Regions from separate parts of the Homo sapiens genome. Here region 2 is linked to region 1. Evidence: chromatin loops called from intact Hi-C (ENCODE). Cell type or tissue: Panc1. All regions are shown on one strand. Links, peaks and the distances in the headings refer to the core of each region. The heading gives the core; the rest is flanking DNA. Region 1 overlaps SLIT2 (slit guidance ligand 2). Region 2 overlaps LOC105374510 (a long non-coding RNA gene).

Region 1 (12,148 bases), core at 1,750-9,749:
GAAAAGCCATTTCACCCAATCTAAGTATTTGGCTGTGTCTTACTTCCAAACTATAGTCTCGAACCATGTTGAATTTATTTTTGTGTGGTGCCACAGTTGATGCTGAATAAGTAAATCCACTTTGAGCAAATCAGGAGAGGCTTCATAGAGAAGGTGATACTTGAGATGTGACTTAGAAAAGCAGGGTTAGGATAGATAATTAAAAGGGAGCTGATGTTCTAGAATCAGATAATAATGAGAGAAAAAGCATAGGCTAGTAAAGTTGGAGAGCCATATTTGTAGAAGAGACATGTTTAGCTAAGCAAAGATAATTCGACTACTGGAAAATAAGAGCCAGAAGGGAAAATTAAAGCCATCTTGCAGAAGGCATCATATCCAGTTTGAAAATCTTCACATTTTCTTTAAAGATGAAACCAATTACATCTTATGATGTTACAGTAAAATAACTGGCAGAGGAATGTTCCAAGTCACTCATTAGGAAGTGTTTGACCCTAAACCTATATTCATAAACTAGGTACTCACAGATGTGATAATGCAGAAAGATCATTGAAAGCACCTTCAGGCACAACAGAAATGTCATTTCCATGTAGAGAACTAAAAGAAAGAAAAAGAAAAATTAAACTTCCTATATTTCTGAACTCATAGACTCCAGAGAAATTCCGAGACTTTAGTTTATAATAAGCATTTTAAATGAGTGCAGAAAAGACGGTCTATAAAATAAACAGTTTTGGTACAACTGGATACCTGAGAAAGCAAATGGCTTCCACCTCACATTATGTGTACAAAATAAATTCCAGAATGAAGAATTAAATGTAAAAATAAAAATGTATTAAAAGAAAATAAAGAAGATCTTCCTTTTATAAATGTGGAGTGAGGAAGGCTTTCACAGGCTCAGTTATAACATCCAGAAACCATCAAGGAAAAGAGGGAGAAATTTTTGACAACATAAAATATATCCAAACAATAAAATATTCCATATAAGAAATAGAATAATATATATTTGCAACTTATATAAGATATAAGGATTAATTCTTTCATTTAAAAAAAACCCCTGCAAGCATAGAGTAAAGTAGTATATGCATAAAGATATCTACATTAATAAGGAAAATATAAAGTACCCAACAGAAAATGGGGAAATGATAGATCAAGCTCATTAGAATAAAAAGCACGAGTGCTTAGTAAACAAATAAAATATATTCAAATGCTCTACTAATTGGAAGTGCAAATTAAGACAGGAACGCAGAATAACTTTGAATCTGTCATATGGACAAAAATAAAAGAATAAATAATATTCAGTGTTTGCAAGAGTGTTTTGAAAAAGGTACTCTTAAATAGTTGGTGGAAAAATTAACTTCTAAATGGACAAAGTCTTGTCTGGGGAATAACAAGACAGTTACTTTTGGAATCCTTCCAATATACTTGACAGTACCTTCCCACACACCCTAAATTCTTGCTGAAATGCCAGCACATTTGCACCAAGAGGAATGTATAGGATGTTCATTAGAGTACTGTATAGTACTCATTAAAATTTGAAATTAAACCAAATCACAGTAAAGATGAAGATGATTGAATCAGTTCTGGTTCCTCCCACCAATACAACAGTCTCTACCAGTTAAACAGTTGAGTTATATATATGTATAAATATATATCTATTCCATTCTTATATATATATTTTTATTCATATATATGATAGACTTGAAATATTCAAAAGCATATGTTAAACAAAAATAGACAATGGCAGAACAAAAACAGATCCTATTAATATCTGTGGCTTTTAAAAGCTATATAGCCATGGGCCTACATCTATTAGAATAGAAAAAAATGCATCTGAAAAAGGACCAGAGAGCACATCAAACTGTAAATTCTGAGGCAGGAGAGTAGGATCAAGGATCATGTTTTATTTCACATATTTTAAAGGACATTTCACAGTAAAAATGTTTTCATATACTATGTAATTTCTAAAGAAATTAATTTTGAAAGTTTCTCAATTTTGAAAGTTTCTTTCAAAGTTAATTGAAACTCTATAAACCATATGTCTTAATGTTACATATAATCAAATAAATGACTATAACAACAATCAGTATTACTAAAAAGGAAGTTATATTGTCCAAAGCAAAGCTGTTGGACAATGATACTGTAAGAAATGATTTTTCTATTTCCTAATTTATAATAAATCCTAATGCATGTATCTTCAAGCACCAAGAATCAACAAAGCAGTTACATCCTTAAAAAGACAACCCCAAACTCAGATCTCTGAGAAAAGAGATATTCTGTTGAACACAAGATGCTTACAGTAATCGAAGAGACTTTAATCCATCAAAGGTGCGAGGAGGAATACATCTCAGACGGTTGTAACTAAGAATTCTGAAAGCATACATATGTCAATTTGTTTTATTCAGAAATCCAAAAATGGCCAAATACTTCCAAAAATAAAGCAGTTAAGGCTTATTAAAGCATCTTATTAACTGATAGTGTTAACACACAATATATTGTTATTTTTTGTGTGTTGTCTCCCTAACACAACATACTTATTTCCTAAATACAACCTAGAATGCTTCCCGCTGCCTACTCCTGCCCAACTTTGGTGCGTCAGCCGTCCCTTCCCTAAGGTGGATTTTCCCTATCTTAGGGATCTCCCCTAAGCCCCCCACAAACACAAATTATTCTTTGTTTTTTTTAATAGAACGCAATACTTTTCCTAATGTCTACATTGTTCACGTATCGTGGTTTTGTCTGTTTCTCCCAATAGAAACATTCCTTGAGGGTAGAGACTGTCTTGTTCAATAGCAATGTCCAGCATCTAGAGACTGCCTTTTGTCCATTGAATTAATGAATACTCAGTACCACACTTTCACACTCACAAGGTGAGGAGCTGGGTCATGTTGCTGAAGCTCTGATTAGAAAGCGTGCTTATTCTGTTGTTACTTAAGTCTCTAAAAGAGAAAAAGAAATGGAGTACACTATTAACCACAGAAATGAAAATATTAGTGATTCTTAGAAGGAGAAGGGTCTTCTTATAGTCATAGCAGTATTGTTAGCATTCAGCTGTTATCTGAAAACAATAAAACAGTGAACGACCCACTGGAGTAGATTGCAATGTTATTCATGATTATTTACACCTCACTGTTTTGAAATTAGGAGTGATTATATATATATGCATTGCTTTAGCCAATGTAGTGTACGTGCAAGGGGTTGGTTCACTTCAAAGCAGCAGCTTCAGAGCAGAGTTTATTTGCCCTTATCCCTCTGCGCCCATCTCCATAAGGCTTTTGATATTTTACAGGGAGCTTCCTTGGAGGTGACTTGCGATAGACAAAATTTTGCCGGTGGGAAATAAACCCTTATCTTCAAAAGTCCTATCAGATACACATACTTTACCCTCATTGATACATATGTTCACTGATACACAGACTCAAATTTGATCACTGAAAGAACCCCTGATTAATTACATTCAAAATGTCATCAATAAAAACGTCTGTGCTCCTGCCCCTGGCTGAGTCATGGTCACACAGTAGGTCCTCAATAAATATTTGTTTAATGAATGTTAAGTAAATGGGAGAGACGTTGAATTTTTACCAATGTTAAATGGCTACTTATATGTATAGTTTGTACTATGGGTCGTAATTTACATTTCATGAACTTGATCTTATTCTCATTATATATATAGTGTATATATACACACACTATATATGTAAAAAATATATTAAAATATATATACAATATGTAATACTAATATATATTCACCATTTATAATAACTAAATATATTCACTAATTTTTTTCTGAAGCAAAATGCAAAATATATGAATAAATGGAAGATTCAGAAAAACCGAGGATAATCTATTCCTTTATTAAAATATCAAAATGTCAGTAAAATGGACCCATGAAATTGTGAAAATGTTAAGAATCTGAGAGGAGCTTTATACTCATATTTTTAACTGCTGAAGAACTATTCCTAAATTTTAAAAATAAAAGTATCTGTATTAGCAGAAGTAACTTGCCTAGAGTTGTATCATGAGTCACTAGTAAAACCATTTTTGGATCCACAAATCCTCATTTGTCATTTCGAGCTGGCTTGAAAGTAATCACATGCTGTCCCACAAATGACCCAATTCTGCTAAAGTGACCCTTTGGAAATTGCAGCAATTTAATGGTTTATTTAACAGAACAAAATGTATGTAATCAGTTCTTGCTGCTATCAAATAAATAACTAGAAGCAGAACAAGACATCTTAGAGGATATCTTTTTCCATTGTTTAATCATTTGTCATTTAAATACTCCTATTTACTTTCTATAAAGTGTTTGATTTACCCATACTTTCAAGGAAAGTGATCAGCAGCAATTTTAACTAGCTTCAATGTACCTAGTTTACATTGGGGCATGTAATATTTTTTGCTACTTAGGTTTGTAGAATTCACTTAGAAATAAACCTTCTAATTCGTTAACCAGTAATCTGCTTCTTACGCTAGTAATATTTACTCTAAAATTAGATAGACTTAAACAAATGATACGGTACTTTCTATTAATATCTACTATCTTTTTCCTGATTTTTTGTGTTCTGAAAAGTTTTCTCAATTACCAATAAGGCTACTTTAAAAGTATAGTATTATATGTAAAAGATTATATCAATTTTTAAACATTGTGCATGTAACTAGATCAAATGTTTGTATATTTAAATATCTTCTTGTATTTACAACTTAAGGGTTGTCAAAGGTTGTTTACATTAATAAAAAAAGAGATGTTATTTTAAGCTAAAAAATCAAAATTTTGAAATTTATACTCAAAATGTTAGTATCTTTGTCAAGTTTACTTAAACACTACATGAATATATATGGATTTTCTAAAATACATTTTAATACTGGAAACCCATAACTTATTTAACAATGCTTTGTATAAGAAACAAACATAATAAACTACATTTACATTTTTGGGAAAGTCATTACCACCTACCATCTTTCGCTTAAAGTCAAGAATAAAGGCATCGTTTTCTATCTTTCCTTCCTTAGTTTGTCATAAAATAACCCATATTCATTATCAATAAAAATCTGCAGGTTTATACATTTTCATAATTCTCTGACTACTCAGACTTCGTTGTATTTGTGCTTTTTTGAATAGAGGAGGACCTCTTGCTAAGACACTCCATCGCCTGATCGATATTCAATGAAGATGTAGCCAGGGGTCCAGAACCGCAATGAGCAAGGAGGGAAGCATCTAACTGTGAATGATTTGTATTATCTGGAAGGTTCACTAAATCTTCTGTCCCTTGCCATCCCCATTTTCTGGAAATAGAGTAAGTCAAAGAAAAGTGCAATATGTTACTCACATAAGTGTTAAATGTTTGTAGTTGGAGAGTTCCTTGGGAACCAGTGTAAATTGGTTTCCATCCAGATACCTAAAAACAATGGAACAATATTATCTTCTTACAAAGTAATGGTGGCCTTGAATAAAATAAGTAAACAGTACTTCACTCTTAACTGAGGCAAGGAACCCCTTGGCAATTTTTGCTTTAAGATGTCGTGTTCCAAGCATGGATTATTATTTAAGAGAAGTAAAGAAAAAAAAAAAGCAGAGTTGTCCACGAGTCCAGTTCTTTGTGGTTTATCTAACAAGGCAAGCCCAGCATTTAGCCATCTGTGTGCAAGCAAGGAGATTCATTCAATTAACCGTACTTTTAGTCAGCCTTCAGTTTGCTTGTGTTTATGTGGACACAATACCATGAAATTCATTAACTAGTAACAAAACCTTGCTGCTGTGGCCAAGACCACTCATTGCTGCCTTAATATGTGTCAATACACTTAGTGAATAACAATGGACACATTAAAGGCATATTTGCGGATTTGAACATATTAGGTTTAAGTTTAAAAATAGTTGTAACCAGCATATATCTTCTTGGTGATGATAACATTAGGAGATTTTATAGAATATAAATTGATGAAGTGTATAAATATATATATATATATATATGTAACAGCAATAATCAAATAACCATATATAAGTAAACTTTCCCTTCTTATTAGAGTCAGAAGAATAATCAGAAAATAGGTTTTGGGCTAACTGGCAGGACAGAGAGATAATCGAATGCCTGAAGTTATATCTATTATGTCACAATAAGGAAAATAAATTTCATCTCCTTCCAAGGCTGTTTTTCCTAGAACGTAGATGGTGAAGGGTGCAAATGTCATTCAGAAACTGGGGCCATCTGGCTATACATGTGCCCACAGACACTTCTGGGACATTAAACATGTGGCCGTTCCTACCCCAATGTTGTGGTCCATTTCAAGATTCCAGGTTGAAGTTGGTATTTTTTCTGGATATAGAAATAGCTGAGAAGTTGTCTAAGATGATAATTTATTCCCAATATTTCAAAATAAAAACAATGATATAAAAGGCACCAGTTATCAGAAAATATAATTAATGTTTGATAAATAATTGGGTCTATGTTATGACTCATCATGTCTACCTAAATTTTCTGACTTGATATTTCTTCTTCGACCCCTCTCCATTTTTTTCTTTCCTCTACCTAAGTTTTTCTTGATACCACTAGAGGGAAGCATCACCCTATATAGTTCAGCACTCTCCCTTTATTCCAGAAAACACAGCAGAAGGTCAAGATTCAGAATGTGCGCTATGAATGTTTATATGTAAAATAATCTAAGGCGGAAGTTATATGGAACTGATTAAAAATAATGGATACCATTTGTTAAAACTAGTCCACCAATAATACTAATTTTTGCCAAAGTCTTTAATTATTTAATGTAATACACATATGAAATTCTTCTAATACATGCATATATGTTACTGCTAAGAAGGATTCTGCTGACTTGGTAAGGTTACAAGAATAAGCTCTCCAGGGGGTAAAACTTGAATTCAAAACAGATAAGCTAATATTTTTCTCATCTCTATGACAAACTTTCTTTGGAAAAAAAGACTACTTTTTAATAATTTGTAGTAAAATAGATTGAAAATTCAACTTTTTGAATAGTTGAAATATGCTGTAGATAGCACAGGGTATGCACCAAGCAGGATGTCCAATGGAGCTTAGTAAGAAATGTTTAAAGTTATTTAATGGGAATAGAGTAAAGTGACCAATACATAGTCCAGTTAAAATTGTAGAAGAAGGGATTTAGCATCAAAGGTGGTCTGAGTGTAAGTTCTTCATTGGTGTACTCCTAAAATTAATGCTTTGGACACAGAATATTCTTTTTTTATTTTTTATTTTAACTATCTCTGCTTTATATTTTATTTTTTTACTATACTTTAAATTCTAGGGTACATGTGCACAACATGCAGGTTTGTTACGTATGTATACATGTGCCATGCTGGTTTGCTGCACCCACTAACTTGCCATTTACATTAGGTATTTCTCCTAATGCTATCCCTCCCCCATCCCCCCACACCAAGACAGGCCCCGGTGTGTGATGTTCCCCATCCTGTGGACACAGAATATTCTATAGGCATCTAGCTTTCCCACAGAGGAGGGTTTCGGAATATCCCTATGTGATCTTCTGAAATAAAAAACATTACTATAAGAATTAAATATTTAATTACACACATATACATATAAAATAGTCCTTCCAGTTGATTAACCAATGTGATTGGTAGTGAGAGAGGACCTAAGCACTTAACAGCAGTTCAAATCTAAGAGCCGTGTTCTAAGCACATGTGCTAAGTTTGTGCCTTTTTCCTCTAAGTGTTCTATTCAGGATCAAACTTAGGGTTTAAAGAATTGCATGTGATTTGAAAATAAGATCCTTAAAAATTGAAATGACATGCCCTTGAACCTCATTACCTATGTTGCACACTGTCAAAAGTTTGTCAAACCTGCTCATTTGGAATATGTGTGTGCATCTGCACAAATAACTGATACACATCTGCATAAATTACATTTGGGTTTAAATCATTATTGATCCATAGTTCCACATAGATAAAAAATAAACAGGCAAAGTGACTCAATTGTATTCAGAACAAGCATATCCAGAATATGACAGTTTAGAGACAAAGGAATGGAATGAATGGGGCATGGAAGCATCATTATTCTGGCAGCATATTCTCTAATGAATTCCATTCTGCAACTGTAGCATGAGGCAGCCAAGGGAGCGTGGGCAGTGCAGAAGAAGGTCGAGATGTGTATATCCTGGCCATATAATTTGTGGTTAAATATCAGTTATGAAAATGTCAAGGATAATTGGTCCCATACCCTTTAGGATCTAAAGGACTTTGATTCAAGCCTCCAAAAGCAGCATCTCTTCTTAAGGGAAGAGATTATGCTAGTTTCTTCCATATACCAGATAGTTATTTATCCCATGTGGTAAAATTTTCTCCTAGGGGTCACAGAGGTAAAAAAAAAAGTTTCCTGTACAGAATATCCTAGACTGTAAGTAAATGAAATATAAAGCATTTCCCAAAGTGCATTCCATGGGCCATTAGTCTTGTAAGATGCTCCATGAGAAAAGGGGTATAGGAACAAATAAATGTGAAAGATACCTTATATTTTACCATTGTTTCTTGAAGAGTCATAGTACACTTTAGCATAGTAAAGGCACTGAGAAATCTTATAGCGCACACACACACACACACACACACACACACACACACACACACACACACACAGCAATTCCCAAGGGCCTCTAAAGTAGCTTTTGCATTACTTATTTACCATTTTACAGGATAATAATTAACTGGCCTTAGAATATGATTTGTAAAGAAGATTGTAAAGATTTTTGTCCATTCCTCTGGGTGTATGAAACATTTATCATCAAGGAAAAAGAAAAGAAAAGAAAGACAAGCTCTACTTACAACTCTGTGACATCTCTTGGAATACCTTTCGGCAAGACCTTCAAACCCTTGTTGCTACATCGGACGACTGTATCCAAGCAAGTACATTCAGTAGGACAGCGAGAAAGTGGGGAGCAACTATTGTCATCATTTCCTAAATCGCAGAGGAAATACAGGAAAACCAAGATTTGTGGTCTTGAAGGTGCTAGAAGGGATTTTATGCCTTTAAATTAACTTAACAAACACAAGAGTCTTAAGCTACATAATCATTTATTTGCGGGACATTCAGTATTTACTAATTGATACCGTAAGTTCTATATAGCACTGTTTTCAGACTGCCTAGGGAAGAATTCTGGAAAATGGCTTGCAATTTGTAAACTGTAATTACAATTACCAATACAATGGAAAATAGTTATTTGTACAAATTATATTTTTAATTACAATATGTAAATGCAAAGTGAATTACAGAGAAACGGCACGGAAACAGATATGAAGAGACATAAGGGAATATATTAACTTAAAAGTTTAGGTTCCTCATTTATAAAGCTCAAATTAGCTCTCTGTTCATTGGCAATAATAATAGAACTTGTTCTATGTACCTGATAGGGCTATATGAGAATCAAATGTGATGATATAGAAAGAGCATTAAAAAGTGACAACTAGTATTTTTGTCAGATTTACTAAAACTTCTGTAAGTTAATTTCTTTTCTCCTTTGAAAATGGTAGGTACTAAAAAACATGCCTAGGGTAATAAAGAAAAGTTAAAATGAAGCTATATAAGTAAGACCAACCACAAGTTGGAAACTAGAAAATCTAAAACATTCAGAAATGCACATCAAGTAGACTCAAATGTGGAAGGCAAGTCTAAGAAAGTAAGTGTCCTGGCACTAAAACAAAACCCAAACGACAAAGCAAAAGATACACGATCATTATTTGCTGAGCTGAACTATGCTGTAGATTTGTGCAAAGCTGCATCAGAACAGGCATGTGAATGCCTGACAATCAAAGAGTTGATAAGTATTTCTTACCGTCATCACAAGTGAAGTCCTGAATGGCCACATCCTGGATGGGTATTTCTTTCAGGAAGTATGGTTTTTGACATCTAGGATTTCCCGTGACAATTCTCTTCTTTCTCAGCCACTCTCCCAACCAAGCCAGGTAGCAGTTACAGTTAAAAGGATTGGCCAAGAGGTTTCTAAGAGCCACAGGCAAACGATGCACAGTTTAGCCTGGGGTTTCATCTTCTTCCTTCTCTAAACCCCAGCTACCCTTCTCCACGCTATTTCCGCTGGAATGATTCCTTCTTCTTTGCATTCCCTGTCCCCATTCTTACTCAGAATCACATGCAGTATATGAGATGCATTTTTTTTTTGATAAAATATTTATGCTTGGAACTTAAGCAGTAACAACACTTTTACATAAGGTAATTCTTCACATGATTTCATGCAAAAAATAAGGTAAGGTAGAATTTGGGGTTTATACAGTGGATCCTGATAGATATTTCATTTAGAAATAATTTAAACTTGTCAGAAATCTGACTTGCTGTCAAACTTCGCACTGATAATGCAGTAATTTAATATAAAGATGAAGGCTGATTACCTTATATTATTGAGTTTAACCTGACAACAGCTAATTCATTAATTTGTCATCTCAAGATTTCCATCTCTTATTTGCTCTAGAGAATAGGTTTCCCATCTAAACTGACAGCTGAGTTGATTAAATGCCAGTTATAAAAATGAATTTACTTCTACAAATTTCAATACTTCTGGCATCTCACCACTTCAGCATAAACCTATTGACAATCTCATTATTTATAAACATGCCATCTTTAATATGTGCAAATTAGCCACTCGATGTAAAATGTCACATTTTATGCAAAAAGAGGATTAAGTACTTTCCTGATGGATGGATGCTTCTCTCAAATTATTTCTTCACTGACTTGAGCTATGAACTTTTTTCTCTATCTTTATTCCCCTCCTTTTAAGTTAGATTAGTAGATTTGCATGCCACCGTTACTGAGAAATCTTATCAGTTAGATAATTAATAATTTCAAATGCTGCTTTTTAGATACTGACATATAAGAGACCTGAAATACATTGTTTGGAGGTGTGTGGCTTTTTTTACTTTTAAATTTTATTTATTTATTTATTTACTTTTCTTGAATTCTGTCTATAGGCCTACAAATACTCTTTATTTTTAAGCTGTCTACAAAAAATATTCTCTTGGATCAGCTCAACCTATTTCTTCAATATTTTGCTAATATCATAGTAGACCCCCTCTAGTAAACAGCTTTTATTTTTGATCTGGTCATCCTAATATATCTACTGTCATTTCAAATGATTCTTTTTTTTTTTTTCCTTGAGATGGAGTCTCGCTCTGTCATACAGGCTGGAGTGCAGTGATGCGATCTTGGATCACTGCCACCTCCGCCTCCCCAGTTCAAGCAATTCTCCTGCCTCACCCTCCCGAGTAGCTGGGACTACAGGCACCTGTCACCATGCCTGGTTAATTTTTTTTTGTATTTTTAGTAAACACAGGGATTCGCCATGTTGGCCAGGCTGGTCTCGAACGCCTGACCTTGATCAAGTAATCCGCCCGCCTCAACCTCCCAAAGTGCTGGAATTACAGACGTGAGCCACTGTGCCCAGCTGATCCTTTTGAGCAAGTTTGTTGGCAATAACTCTATCAATTCTCCTTTTATAATACTTATACTGAAAATACTCCAATGTGAGAACACTGGCAAAAATCTATAACATTTCTTTTATATGCAGCACTATCAAGTTATAATAATTCTAAAATTTGGAATTAAGCTACATTATTGATCATATCACTATGAAAAATAATTCACTGAACAATACTATAATTTTTTGTTAAAATTTAATCTAAGATAGTAGGTAATATTTTTTAAAAAATTTAAATAAATTTGATGTGAACAAGTTTGTCCTTTTTTAAGTCCTAAAACCCTTGATCACATTTTAATGAAATGCTTAATAATATATTAAATACATTAACAAATATAATAAATGGCTCAAGTAATACATAAGGGCTATTTTTCATACTTACAGAGTAGATAAAGAATGGAGAGTATCAAATGCCCCTGGTGCAACTGTAGTAATTTGATTATCATACAAAGAAAGCAAACGCACAGAACTGAGTCCTATGAAACTGTCATTCCCCACACAGGTTATTCGATTGCTTCTCAACATCCTGAGGGGAAAAAAAGGACATTGTTATGGAGACAAAGCATCAGGCAATCAATTTTGCCTATCTGAGGATCGAAATGATCCTTGCAAATATGTAGCATTCATTACTACTTTTTAAAAATGTTCTCTTGCTATTAGATATTGCTATGAATATATACTGGGAATATCTTGC
Region 2 (12,148 bases), core at 2,465-10,464, 1.9 Mb after region 1:
TCCAATACACCAAAGGAAGAAACCCCAGGATTCAGAAAGCACTCTGTCCTTGCAATAAGTCAGGGAGTCTAATTGAGCTGATTAACACAAGCTGCCTACGGATGGCTAAACTGAAAGAGCGCACGGTAACACACGCCCACTGGGGCTTCAGAAGCTCTAAACACTCAACCCTAGATGCTGCCATGGGGTTGGAGTCCCACAGCCTGTCCATCTGCATGCTCCCCCTAGAGGTTTGAGCAGGAGGGCACCAAAGAAGCCAGCAACACCCCATCACACACCCTGTGAGGGGGACAAGGGAACTTTTCCTGTTTCATATATATATATATATGAATACATATGCAATTCATCCACGTACCCACTATACAAGTCATTCACAAAACCAAAAACCACTTGTACCCCAAAAGTTATTAAAAAAAAAAATATATATATATATATCCAAAAATATAAAGACAGGATTACACACAAAAGCAAAAGCACAATTTAAATTTTCATTTCATAAGTTACAAATTTACTTAATAATAATTAATAATATGGGTAGTCTGTTACATAGTGAGAGCCAATTGTAACAAATGGCTTTTTATAAGATTTTACAGTTTATCAAATAAAATCGAATATAGTTACCCAATTAGTTCTTACAAAAACCCATGAACTGTAGAGGTGTGTGTTACTGTGATCAGCCTCAGTTTCTAAATAAGTTCTGGGGGTTCACAGAAGTTAAGTCACCTAATCTTATAGGACTATATATATATATATATATATATATATATATATATATATCTTTTCTCGTGCATGTGTGTGTGTGTATATATATACACACACACACACACAGAGAAAGAATGTTCTTTTCTCTACGTGTGTGTGCATGCACACACACACACACACACATCCCTTTTCAAGGCACGATATTGCATATACCACATTTTTTCTCCTACCACTTGCCTAAATCCAATTACATGATGAAAATTTACTGGAAGGGAAGCTGGTGAATAAGGTCTTTAGCTGGTTATCTATGTGGCATTTGAAGCTTCTAATTGTATAGAAGAAATACAGAAAGTTACTGAGGGAAGAACTAATGGTCTATGCCATAGTAGAGTTTGCATAAACTCACTTAAACGGAAAAGTGGGTAGAAACTCCTTTTATATGATGAGATAGCATTGTGTTCTGGGAAAAATGTGAAAGAACTTAACAGAACCTCTCCTACCAAGTCAGAAAGTCAAGTAGAGAAGTTGAGCGGGACTGTGTCACTGTCAAGGATCCCTGTGGATGTGGTGGCACTTCTGATCCCAGAGGCCACAAAGATAAAAACTCTACAACAATAGTCAGGAATAGAGAATTATGTAGGAGGACCCCTGAGAGGCTCAACAAAATGGCAAAGAAATGACTTGGCCTAGAGGAAATTATAGGATTAGTTCACTTTTTAGTCCCCACCATATACTTGCTGAATCTCAGAAATAGTTAAGAGGATCTAGAGTAAATTAAAACTTTTTCTTTATCCCTTCATTTGGATCTGTAAAAATCAGACAGGAAGCCTCACTGACAGGATTCATTTTAACCGACACAATCGACACAAAACCAGCCGAAATCTCTCCTTGTAAACATGAGCAAAATGAGAGAAATTTTCAGACACATAAAAGATGCTGTTCTCCACTGGGCACAGTGGCTCAGGCCTGTAATCCCAGCACTTTGGGAGGCCAAGGCAGGCGGATCATGAGGTCAGGAGATCGAGCCCATCCTGGCTAACATGGTGAAACCCTGTCTCTACTAAAAATAAAAAAAAAAGCCGGGTGTGGTGGTGCACGCCTGTAGTCCCGGCTACTCGGGAGGCTGAGGCAGAAGAATCCCTTGAACCCGGGAGGCAGAGGTTGTAGTGAGCCGAGATCATGCCACTGCACTACAGCCTGGGCGATAGAGCAAGACTCTGCCTCAAAAAAAAAAAAAAAAAAAAAAAAAAAAAGGTGTTCTCTAAAAGAGAGAAAGTAGTCAGAGGAATGTGCATGTGTTTCTCACTGCTGCAGCAAGAAATCATATTTTTTAAAAATATCTAAATTTTATTTCTAACAAATTAGAGAAGGCACACAGCACAGAATGACTGGAATAGGCAATCATGAAGAGATAACTATCTAAGATCAGGAAACAATACCTAGCAATTAAGCATATCATTGATGAACTAAAAACTGCAATGTAGATAGTAATTGAATAGAATGGAAGAAAAAATAGTAAAGGAGAGAGTAGCCTAATAAATTATTCTATATGTCAGAATGAAAGGATAAAGGATGATATATGAGAGAAAAGATTAAAATAAAACATGAAGAGGTGTGTGTAACATGTATTTAATATAACACCTCCCATCTTGAAAGGTCCTCCTCAAAACAAGAACAATTAGGAAAAAATGAAGTATCCTCACATATATACTCAATAGTATTTTTCACATTCAAAACTAAATGACGAGTTAATGGGGTGCAGCACACCAACATGGCACATGTATACATATGTAACTAACCTGCACGTTGTACACATGTACCCTAAAACTTAAAGTATAATTAAAAAAAAAAAACTAAAGGAGAAAAATATCTCTATATGCACCCACTCAAAATAAAAAGGAAGAGAAAGAAGGGAGGGGGAAGAAAGTAAAAGTTGTCTTTTAAATTACAATAATGCAAGTTCAACTACATAAGGAATCTGCAGTCTTGTTCGCTAGTCTGCAAAACCTAGGAGGGTGCCCAGCAGACAATGGGTATTCAGCAAATATGTCAAATAAATGAGATTTTAGTGTTGTGCGTAAACAAACATTTGACCCAAAATTTCTACAACAAGCTATGTTGCTGCCTGGTATCAGGACAAAGGAAACATAACTTTATAGGAGATTTACAAAGTACACTTTCCTTCCATACCCTTTGTAAAAAAAAAAAAAAAAAAGAATAGTCAATTTGCATCACAGTCAGCTGAGAAATGAATAAAAGTATAGCCTTCAAGTACTTTTACAATGGTACCTAACCACGTACATGAACACACACACACACACACACACACACACACAGGAAATTTAAAAGATAATTTTGTAAGCATCAATCTTTTAAGGGTACTAAAATATCACTGGAATAAATTGAAAATACTATACTAATTACCTCAAGTTTCTACATATAACTCCTTATATAATTGATGAAATGGAAATTGGGATCACTCCAGCCAAAATCATGTCCTTAAGTGAAATTTTTTAGAAAATAAAATAAATTTTTCAAAGAGCCCACTTCTAATTGGTACCAAAATATAGACATCAACTATGGAGACATTATGGTATTAAAAACATATAGTAATGAGAAATAAAACTAAATATACTATAAGTTTGAAGAATTATTAAAGTTTATACACTTTAAAGCACATGAGACAATACTTTTTGCAAAGAATTATAACTAAAACATAATATATAAATATTCATATATTTATAATGGTAACATTATAATCACAATATAAAGTACACATTTACTATTAATATGGGTTTTAAATTTCAGATTTTATCAACAAAAATTGGGATTTGGTTTGAAAGTAGCAAAATAAAACCATGTTAGTTTCCATTGTATTCGGGAAGAGTATAGGTATAGAAACATATACATATGTTTTTTTCTTGATGATAATTTCAAAAAATGTCACATAAACTATACCTAAATACCCAAGGTAAATTCACAAAGAGAGGTGTGCATTGAATTGATGGGGCTGTAGTTTGCCTAAGCTGGTATTCAGATACCCGGAATACACACTGACCACTTATTCACCCCTATACTTTCTGGGTCCACATGCCTGGCCTTTTGTGGCTGGCTTGCCAAAATGGATTTAAGAAAATCTTTTTCCTGGGGCATCTGGAACTGAAAAGGTTGTGCTACCTGCTCTGAAATTTGCATCCTTCAGCAGTTTCGTGCAAATAAAGGATTTCCTCATCTGCTCTGTCCATCATCTGTGGTCTCTCTATGTCTGCTTCAAAATCACTTGGCAGTGGACACATTGACACTGCCCCTGCACCAACACCTTGCGCTCACCCCCACTGCATGCCACAAGCCCTGAACCTTCAACAGCTGCATTGTATTGTGCTTACAAAGTTCAAATTGCTGCTAAAATACCCTTTGGCGCTATTCCTCTGTTACAACATTTTGACTTATCTGGACCTGAGATGGCTCACGTGGCGATTTCTGGCCAGGCCCCCATGGTTTCCAGCCAACATTTGCAAATATAGTTAGGAAGACATCCTCTTCCCAGAGGTGTGCATCAGGAATAATTACAGAACTAAGAAATCTTCCATCTCACTAGTTCTGGTTAGTGGCCTTGAATCTGAGAGCCCCCTCTTGTGTTTAAATCAACTTACATTTGCATGCAAGTGTGTGTGGGGTTCCAGGAATTCATAACATGTCACATCTCACAACAAAGCCACCCTGTGAAGGACCAACCCAGCAGGACCTAGAAATGTATCCATGGTCCCCATCCTGCCCCCTGCTCAGAATTCTCACTCCCTGAATCACCTCTCAGACCGAGCCAGGTCTGCAGCGCTGTTAAAAAGCCACTGTATTTGCTTTCTTGCTTTCCCTTGCTTACTTTTCACACCTTTCCTGCTTTGGGGGGAGGTGATCCGGCTTTCAGATGTAAAAGAGCCGGCTTCTGAGCCCTGGGTTCCACCGAGGAGTGAAAGTAAACAGGAAGGGAGAAGGCTCACAGAAGTCTTTATAACCTGTATGTTAAATTATGTCAACAGGATGCTGAGAACAGGATCTGTTGAGGAAATTCCACAACTAAATAATGAAAGCTCCATGGTACCTGAATGGAGAGGTCTGGATGGTATTCCCTTTGATCTAACTACATAGTTATAAGAGAGCTTGAAGGAGAGAGTTTCGAAACAAAGAAAAAAAGTAACATTCGATAATCCAAAGAGTAAGGCTATTGGTTAGGGACGGCTAGACTTGGTTCCCACTTTAGAGGCTGAAACCAAGCCATGGCTTCAGAGAAACAGAGTTTCTTTTGATTCTGATTAAGAGTTTAGCTTTTGGGAGAAGTGATGTGTGGTGCTGGTTTTCCCACAGTGTTTTTGTTTTGTTTTGTTGTGTTTTTGTTTTTTTTTTTAAGTTTCTGTAAAGGAACTCACTTCAGCCTCAGAAGAACACATCCAAGTTAATAAAGAGATATGAGGGGCAAAAAAAATATTACCTCCCTCCTCACCTACTCTAGGGAACACATCCCCATGTGGGAATGCTTAAACTTCCCCCACAATCTTTCTCAGAGACATCAAAGGATGTTGACTTAGGTTTAATAGTTTACAATTGGAATTTGTCTTTATGAAAATGCAGGGCTGTGTAATTTATGGAAATTAAGCATGCATGCATCTCCATTGTGCTAGATGCATTATGATAGAGTAGGATTAGGCAGAAAGACAGGGACTTCATGACATATTAAAATACTTTGTGTCTAAACACTGCCCAGAGACTGAAGAGGGATTTAAAAAACGCTACTGTCCATGACAAGGGCGGGGGGATTTCAAGTGTGACCTAGTTTTGTTGTTGTTGTTGTTGTTGTAATGGAAGGAAGATAGATTTTGGTATATTTGTTTCACATTTTACCCTGAAGACCACATGACATATCACTTTGTTTTATGTTAAGAGGGATTCTTCTTAGAGTGTTGTGTTGCTTTGCAAATGGAAAGGCAGGGCTATGCTTCCAATGACTCTGCCTTGAAATAATTTAAATTTAGGCCAGAAAGTTTAGCAATTTATGATAAATATTGAGAATAAGCAAATTTGCAATTTTCAGGGAAGTCTGGAAGATTCCTTTTTCATATTAATAAAAGGTTGCTCAGTATGAACCATGCAAGTGGAAAAATTTCTTTTGGTTGAAACACCAAATCTGCTATGTTAGATTTAGAAGAAATACATTTCTTTTCCTTGATCTTAAATTTCTTGGAAAGTACTCCTCTGAAAGTTTTAGAAATAAAATAGTCAGCAACAATAATAATCATGATAACTGGTAATAATAATAGCTTTGCCTGTATGCATGCCATTTGTTTTTCAAAGATTAACCACATACATTTACTTAGTTGATCAAAGCACCTTCCCTTGCCTGAAAATTCGGTTCAATTTACCTTGAGAATATTTGGTCTCAGGCAGTCACAACTGGCCACAGTAGGAATGGCTTTTAAACAGCAGTGAGCACCCTGTCAGGAATATAACAAAGTTTAGCAGGTGTTGCTTTGGTTTTCTGGAACTGTAAATAAATTCCAGAGATATTCATACTTACACATGCTGAGGGCTTGGCGAAACTGTGTTCAAAAATCACACACCACTTAATAAATGGGTTCATAATTTCTTTCAGCTAAAGACACTGTGGATGGATATGCAATGTCTGATTAAAAATAAGGAATAGGGATTAATTTTGATTATTTGGAAAGAATGTGGCTGCATATCAAATAACGTCTTTAATCTGACTTTTTAAAAAACTGGCTGAAAAATCACTGAAAAGCATGGAACCCAGTGGAAAATTGGATCAGATGTGCTATATTTATAGCCACACAAATAAACACATTTCGAATTCTGTTTGTTGGAAGCCTTTACTGTTTTGTAACAAGGTAGCGCTCCCTTTGAAATGGGAACCCTGCCATCTAGTGAGCATTTTGGGTATCGCATCTCAGATCATTCCTCAACACAAATAGGTTAAATTAAATCTTGAGTTATTTTAGAGTTGCAGTATATTGTAAGTATTTATAGACGGAGAAATTGAAGGAAGAGGGTTGAAAGATTTTTTCAAAAAGGCTCACATTAGTCTAATGGCAGTGTTTTAAATAATATCAAAATAACTGGGTTCTCAAACACAAAAATGTATTATTCAATAGGCACAAGATTAACTCTTTCCTTTTATCTAACAACATTTTTGCTATATAAACCACTGGTTATTCAGTGAAGACCTTCTTAACTATTCACAGTTAGTCTATGAAACAAATTCTATATTATTTTTTAGTTAATTATTCCAGGGGTTAAATTTCAATGGTTCATTAAAAAATGATTTGCTTTTGGCTTCATTTTTGCTTTTGGCTTTCTTTCATGAAAGAAATAATGCATAGTCAGATAATAATCTGAAATATTTGTATAATTCATCGAGTCTTTAACTTTTCTATTGAGTTTCTTAAAAAAAATTGACTGGTCTTGAAAATCATATCACTGTGTGTGTTAAAATTCATTGACATAAATACATGTTTTAAAAAGAAAGCTTTAACCAATTTGTGAAGGAGTATTACTTCACTAGGAAGAATCACACAAATGGAAAAAATAATTTTCTGTCATTTTAAAACATTATCTTCAAGTCATAAGGATTCTCAAGTCATTTATTTAACAAATGCATGTTGAGTCTCTACTAGATATCAGTCACTGGGAGATAGGGCATTTCTTCTCTTCAAGAAGTCTGAGGTACTAGGATAGGCAAACATACTAAGGGAGGAGACCACCCGTCATATTGTCTTATGCCCAATTTCTGCCTCCAAAGAAAGAAGAAGTAAAAACTAAAAGACAGAAATGAATTCCACAGGCAGACAGCCCAGCGCCATGCCCTGGGCCTGGTTAAAGATCGACGCCTGACCTAACCGGTTATGTTATCTACAGATTCCAGACATTGTATGGAAAAGCATTGTGAAAATCCCTGTCCTGTTCTATTCCGTTCTGATTACTGGTGCATGCAGCCCCTAGTCGTGTATCCCCTGCTTGCTCAATAGATCACGACCCTCTCACGCAGAGCCCCTTAGAGTTGTGAGCCCTTAAAAGGGACAGGAATTGCTCACTCAGGGAGCTCAGTTGTTGGAGACGTGAGTCTTGCCGAAGCTCCCGGCTGAATAAAACCTTTCCTTCTTTAACTCGGTGTCTGAAGGGTTTTGTCTGTGGTTTGTCCTGCTACAATACAAATAAATAATTATGTATGTGTCATGGACTCCCTCATAGAAGCACGCATAACATACACAGTGGAAATCGGTCAGCAGTCATGATGCTGGCTAGAGAAAGTTTCATAGACAAAGAGAAATACTTGATTTGGAGCAACAGAAGTTTCCCAAGTTAGTGATTAAGCATATTTATGTGTTTGTAAAGTTATTTTTTAAAAAAATTTTAAGGTTACAGTTTTAACAAATGCAGAAATGGTCCAAACCATTGACATTTTAAAACAATAGGGACAAAATGAAGTTTAAGAGCCCACAAAATTCCAGTCCATGTTTCATGATTTATTTCAGTCAGTGAATTTTCTATGTATACTAAACATACGGATATTTTGAGTATGTTTCTAATTTTTGTGATTATTTATGATGTGCCTGGTCTTGAATTTACAAGATTGGCTTATAACAATTATTTTCAGGATTAACATGGGGTAATTATTTGATAACCTTATCTTTTCAATAGTTTTATTGCTGATCAAAGTACAGCTTCCCAAAGTTATTTTTAATAAACTATGTATAAAATTCTTCTGTATTACTGAAGTAAATTAAGCAGTTTTTTATAAAGCTGATGGTATTTTGAGGAGCAGGAATGGAATGTATGAAGGTCAGAATTGTGAGGCATCTTGATATGATCAGGAAAAGGAATAGTTTAATGTGACCAGAGTATGTGTTTACATGTGGACAGAACCAGATATGAGGAGGGAGTGGGTAGGGGCAGATTGTTAGGAGCTGGTCGTTACTGGGACATCAGATAGACAAAGCTTCAGTTAAATGCCCTGTTGGTCACCACCATCCCACAGGTGTTTACCTCTCCAGGTCCAGAAGAGATGAAATATCATGGTGAAGTGGAAAAAACACTGGGCTGCAAGTCAATGTAAAGAATGGTTTGGTTTGATTAAGCCAAACTAGCGCATCTCATCCTGTTCCCTTTTTTTGTTGAACACAAACTTCCCCTCAGATATTATTTTATTGGTAGACTTCAAGAAAAACAAAAGGTTTTTCTTGAAGTTTCAAAAGTTTTCTCAGTTAGATGTCATTTAAAATATGTTTTAATATAGTGTAATTCACATTTCAAAAAGTGTTCCTAAGGGAACACAAATTTTGATGAATTTTCATAAGCAGGGATACCCATGTAACCAGCACTCATCAACAAAACAGTAACTATACTCCACACACCTACCAGAGTTTTGCTTATTTTTAAAGTTTCTATTAATAGAATCTTTAAAGTATGTTCGTTGTTATGTTGATGCCCTTTTTAGATGCTGTACTTAATATAGTTACACACGTTTCTTTCCTGCAAGAATTCTCTTTGGAGGAGAAGCTGGGTGTGCAGTGCTCCCCAGGTGACGACACCTAGGTTCAAAGTCAAAGTAATCATCCCTGAGTTGTACAGATGGTGCGCAGCACCAGTGTTGTTAAAGAGTTTGATTTTAGTGCATATATTCTTTCTTCTAGTCCTGGAGTTGGCAAATTTGTTTGTAAAGAGCCAAATAATAAGTATGTTAAGTTTTGCAGGCCATATCTGATCTCTGTTTCTCCTCTTCCTCCTCCTCCTCCTTCTCTCCTTCTCCCCCTCCTCTTTCTTCTTCCTTATACCTCTAACAATGTAAACACCACTCTTGGCTCTTTAGTCACACAAAATCAGGCCTCCAGCAATATCTAGTCCACAGTTTGCTGACCACATCTGAACCTGGCATGATTTCTAAATCAACAAAGCATCGAAAATAGAATCACTCTCTTCTCCCTAGCACAGGAAGGGAGCTAATGTTTCCGATCTCCGGAAAAGTCATTTATTGATGATTTTTTGGGTTCATTTTTGAAGCACATAAGCCATCTTCTTGGGTTTCTGCATGTCCAGGTTAAGCCTGTGGCTCAGTCCCATGGTGATCTCATGAGAAAGTCTCGTGTGACTGATGAGGTCTGGTTGGGCCCCTGCCAGGGTCAGCCCTCTGCACCTAGCTTTTCAACTTATCCTTCCAAGACCCCTCATCTGTTCTGAGCAGGAGAATGTGCTGCCAATCCTGAATAGAGCTGTGATCCTCCAGGGAGGGAGTAGGTTTAGAAAGTTTATTCCATAAACCCACTTTCAGGTTTGTTGTCAAGAGTGCAGAGAACTGGCTGTCTGCAGCTTATTGCTCAGATTCACTATGCACAGCCCTGAGGAGGAAGAAACTTTCCTCTTCATTTTCTGAGCCCCACATGAGGAAAGTTCCAACAGTATGGTAAGAGCTGGTGTGCAGTAGGAGAAGAAGTGGCCACCGTGTAGTAGGGACGATTTCATTCTCACCTTGGACAGGAACCTGAAATGACCCAGAAGCTCAAGGCCATGATGGTTGATCTCATGTGTGTTCACTTCTCTGAGCTATGATGTCCAGACATTTGGTCAAACACCAATCTAAATCTTAATTTGAATATATTCTTTAGATGGGATGAGGATTTAAATCAGTGCAATTTGAGAGAAGCAGATGACCTTTCTTTATATGGTAGACCTCATCCTTTATATGGTAGACCTCATCCAGTCAGTGGAAGGCCTTAAGAGGAAAGACTGAGGTCCCCAGGAAAGAAGAAATTCTGTGTCCAGACTTCCTTTAGACCTGGACTGCAACCTTAACTGTTCCCTGGGTCTCCAGACTCCCAGCCTGGCCTGCAGATTTCAGACTTGCCAGCCCCCGCAATCGTATGAGCCAATTCCTTAAAATAAATCTCCCTATATACATACACATCCTGTTGATTCAGTTTCTCTGGAGAACCCTGACTGATACAGAGGTATGCCCTCTGTATTAGTAGCATTAGTAATGCTACTTGCATTACTTGCAAGAAAAAAACGTGTCACTATATTAAGCTCAGCATTAGGAGCTGTTCCTCCTGTTGCCATCTGCCATAGTGCCTTTGGGCAGCTTCTGGTCTTCAGGCCTCTTCTCCCATAGGAAAATCTCCCTCACACTTTAAGACCCTGTTTGAAACTATTCCATTCCTTTAAGTTGAGTGAATCTACTCATATTCCAGGGATCAAAAGGCAAGTAACCAACATCACTGCAGTGTTTGCAGAGGCCCCTCCCCAGGACTTCCTTTGAGTCACCCACTCCTATTTCACTCCAGTTTCCTTTCTGCTCTTCAAACTTTATTTCCTTCTACGTGTGGCCTCGTTATTGCCCTTTTGCAGCACTTTCGAGTTAGTGATGGTAGCAGAATTTCTCTGATTTGACTTTTGAAAATCCTCCGATCTCTCTCTCTCTCTTGTGTGGCCTCTGCTTTTTTTGTGACAAGTAGCATTTTCTTACCCTATTTGTGCCCTCTCAGGATATGTCCATAGGCCCAAGGCACTGAATCTCTAGAATGAGAGTAAAAATAACTTCCATGCAAGCTTGGAGTAAGGGGTAAATGGTACATTGCCTGTAAAATACATGGAAGGTGCAGAAGTCTTGAGGGCTGGCACTATTGGCACTATTTTACTGTCATTAGGAGGCTTTGATAGTCAGGACAGAAAGCAAGGCAAAAAATGGCTCTAGATTGAGGCACCTGAAATATGCCAGTCCTCATCCTTCTCTGCATGATAAGGATTCCGGTGACTGTCTTCAGAGCTCCTTCTCACTTTGCGACCCCCTCCTCTAGTTGGTAAAAGAAACTCTTCATAGACTCTGACTTCTGATGTGATGATTGCTTATCTGAAAATGATATCGCGCTTGAGATTTTGTTGACCACAGGCAAAGATGTACATATTATTTGGATATAAGCAACTGTAGTATTGCAACAAAGGCCACCAAGCAACTGCAGTATTGCAACAAAGGCCACCAAATTACTTATTATAATGCACCTTTCAACAATCCTTCTCCAAACACAAACCTGGCATGGCTTTCAAAAGCCTATCAGAAAAACGTCAGTTTTCAGCTGTACTTTCCAGGCCATCCACAATCTGCTCTCAAATCTATCCTTTCATACTGTTTTTCTTGACTCATCTACACAAATTTTACTCTTTATCGAACATGATCTACTCAATCATTTTTAACATACTTTAGTTGCTCGATCCCTTTAACTAAAGGACAATGTCTTTTGTTAACAATGCAACCATGTCCCTCATAGCCTGCTGCCTGATCATATCATATCCACTCTTCAAAGGACAAAACAAGCCTCTTCTATTGAATCCTCAAACACCATGATCTCTGATGATCTACAGTAGTTACTTACTCTTCTGCCTTGGAACA

Evidence for each region. Hi-C counts contacts between places; a loop is a spot of excess contacts. Peaks named below come from ENCODE experiments on the same cell type or tissue, not always from the same donor. Only the 100,000 strongest peaks of a DNase experiment are listed, where the experiment ranks them.
Region 2: a loop joins it to region 1, with 10 times the contacts of the local background. A loop is called at or near these places in 9 of 110 quality-filtered maps.

What each region holds. Positions count from the first base shown.
Region 1 is chr4:20,539,273-20,551,420 of GRCh38, reverse strand. SLIT2 (slit guidance ligand 2) reads right to left here. Exons shown (of 37, transcript NM_004787.4): 19 at 11,837-11,980; 20 at 9,802-9,968; 21 at 8,795-8,927; 22 at 5,322-5,390; 23 at 2,862-2,933; 24 at 2,293-2,364; 25 at 523-594. Among named protein-coding and RNA genes, the nearest start is that of MIR218-1, 17 kb to the right of the region's middle. In Panc1, for the core only: CTCF peaks have their summits at 6,319 and 6,533 (motif pointing right); a DNase peak (open chromatin) is centred at 6,620.
Region 2 is chr4:18,683,996-18,696,143 of GRCh38, reverse strand. The region is part of intron 2 of LOC105374510 (a long non-coding RNA gene); the gene reads right to left. Among named protein-coding and RNA genes, the nearest start is that of LCORL, 670 kb to the right of the region's middle. RefSeq lists an enhancer at 3,543-4,476. In Panc1, for the core only: CTCF peaks have their summits at 6,433 and 6,638 (motif pointing left); a DNase peak (open chromatin) is centred at 6,683.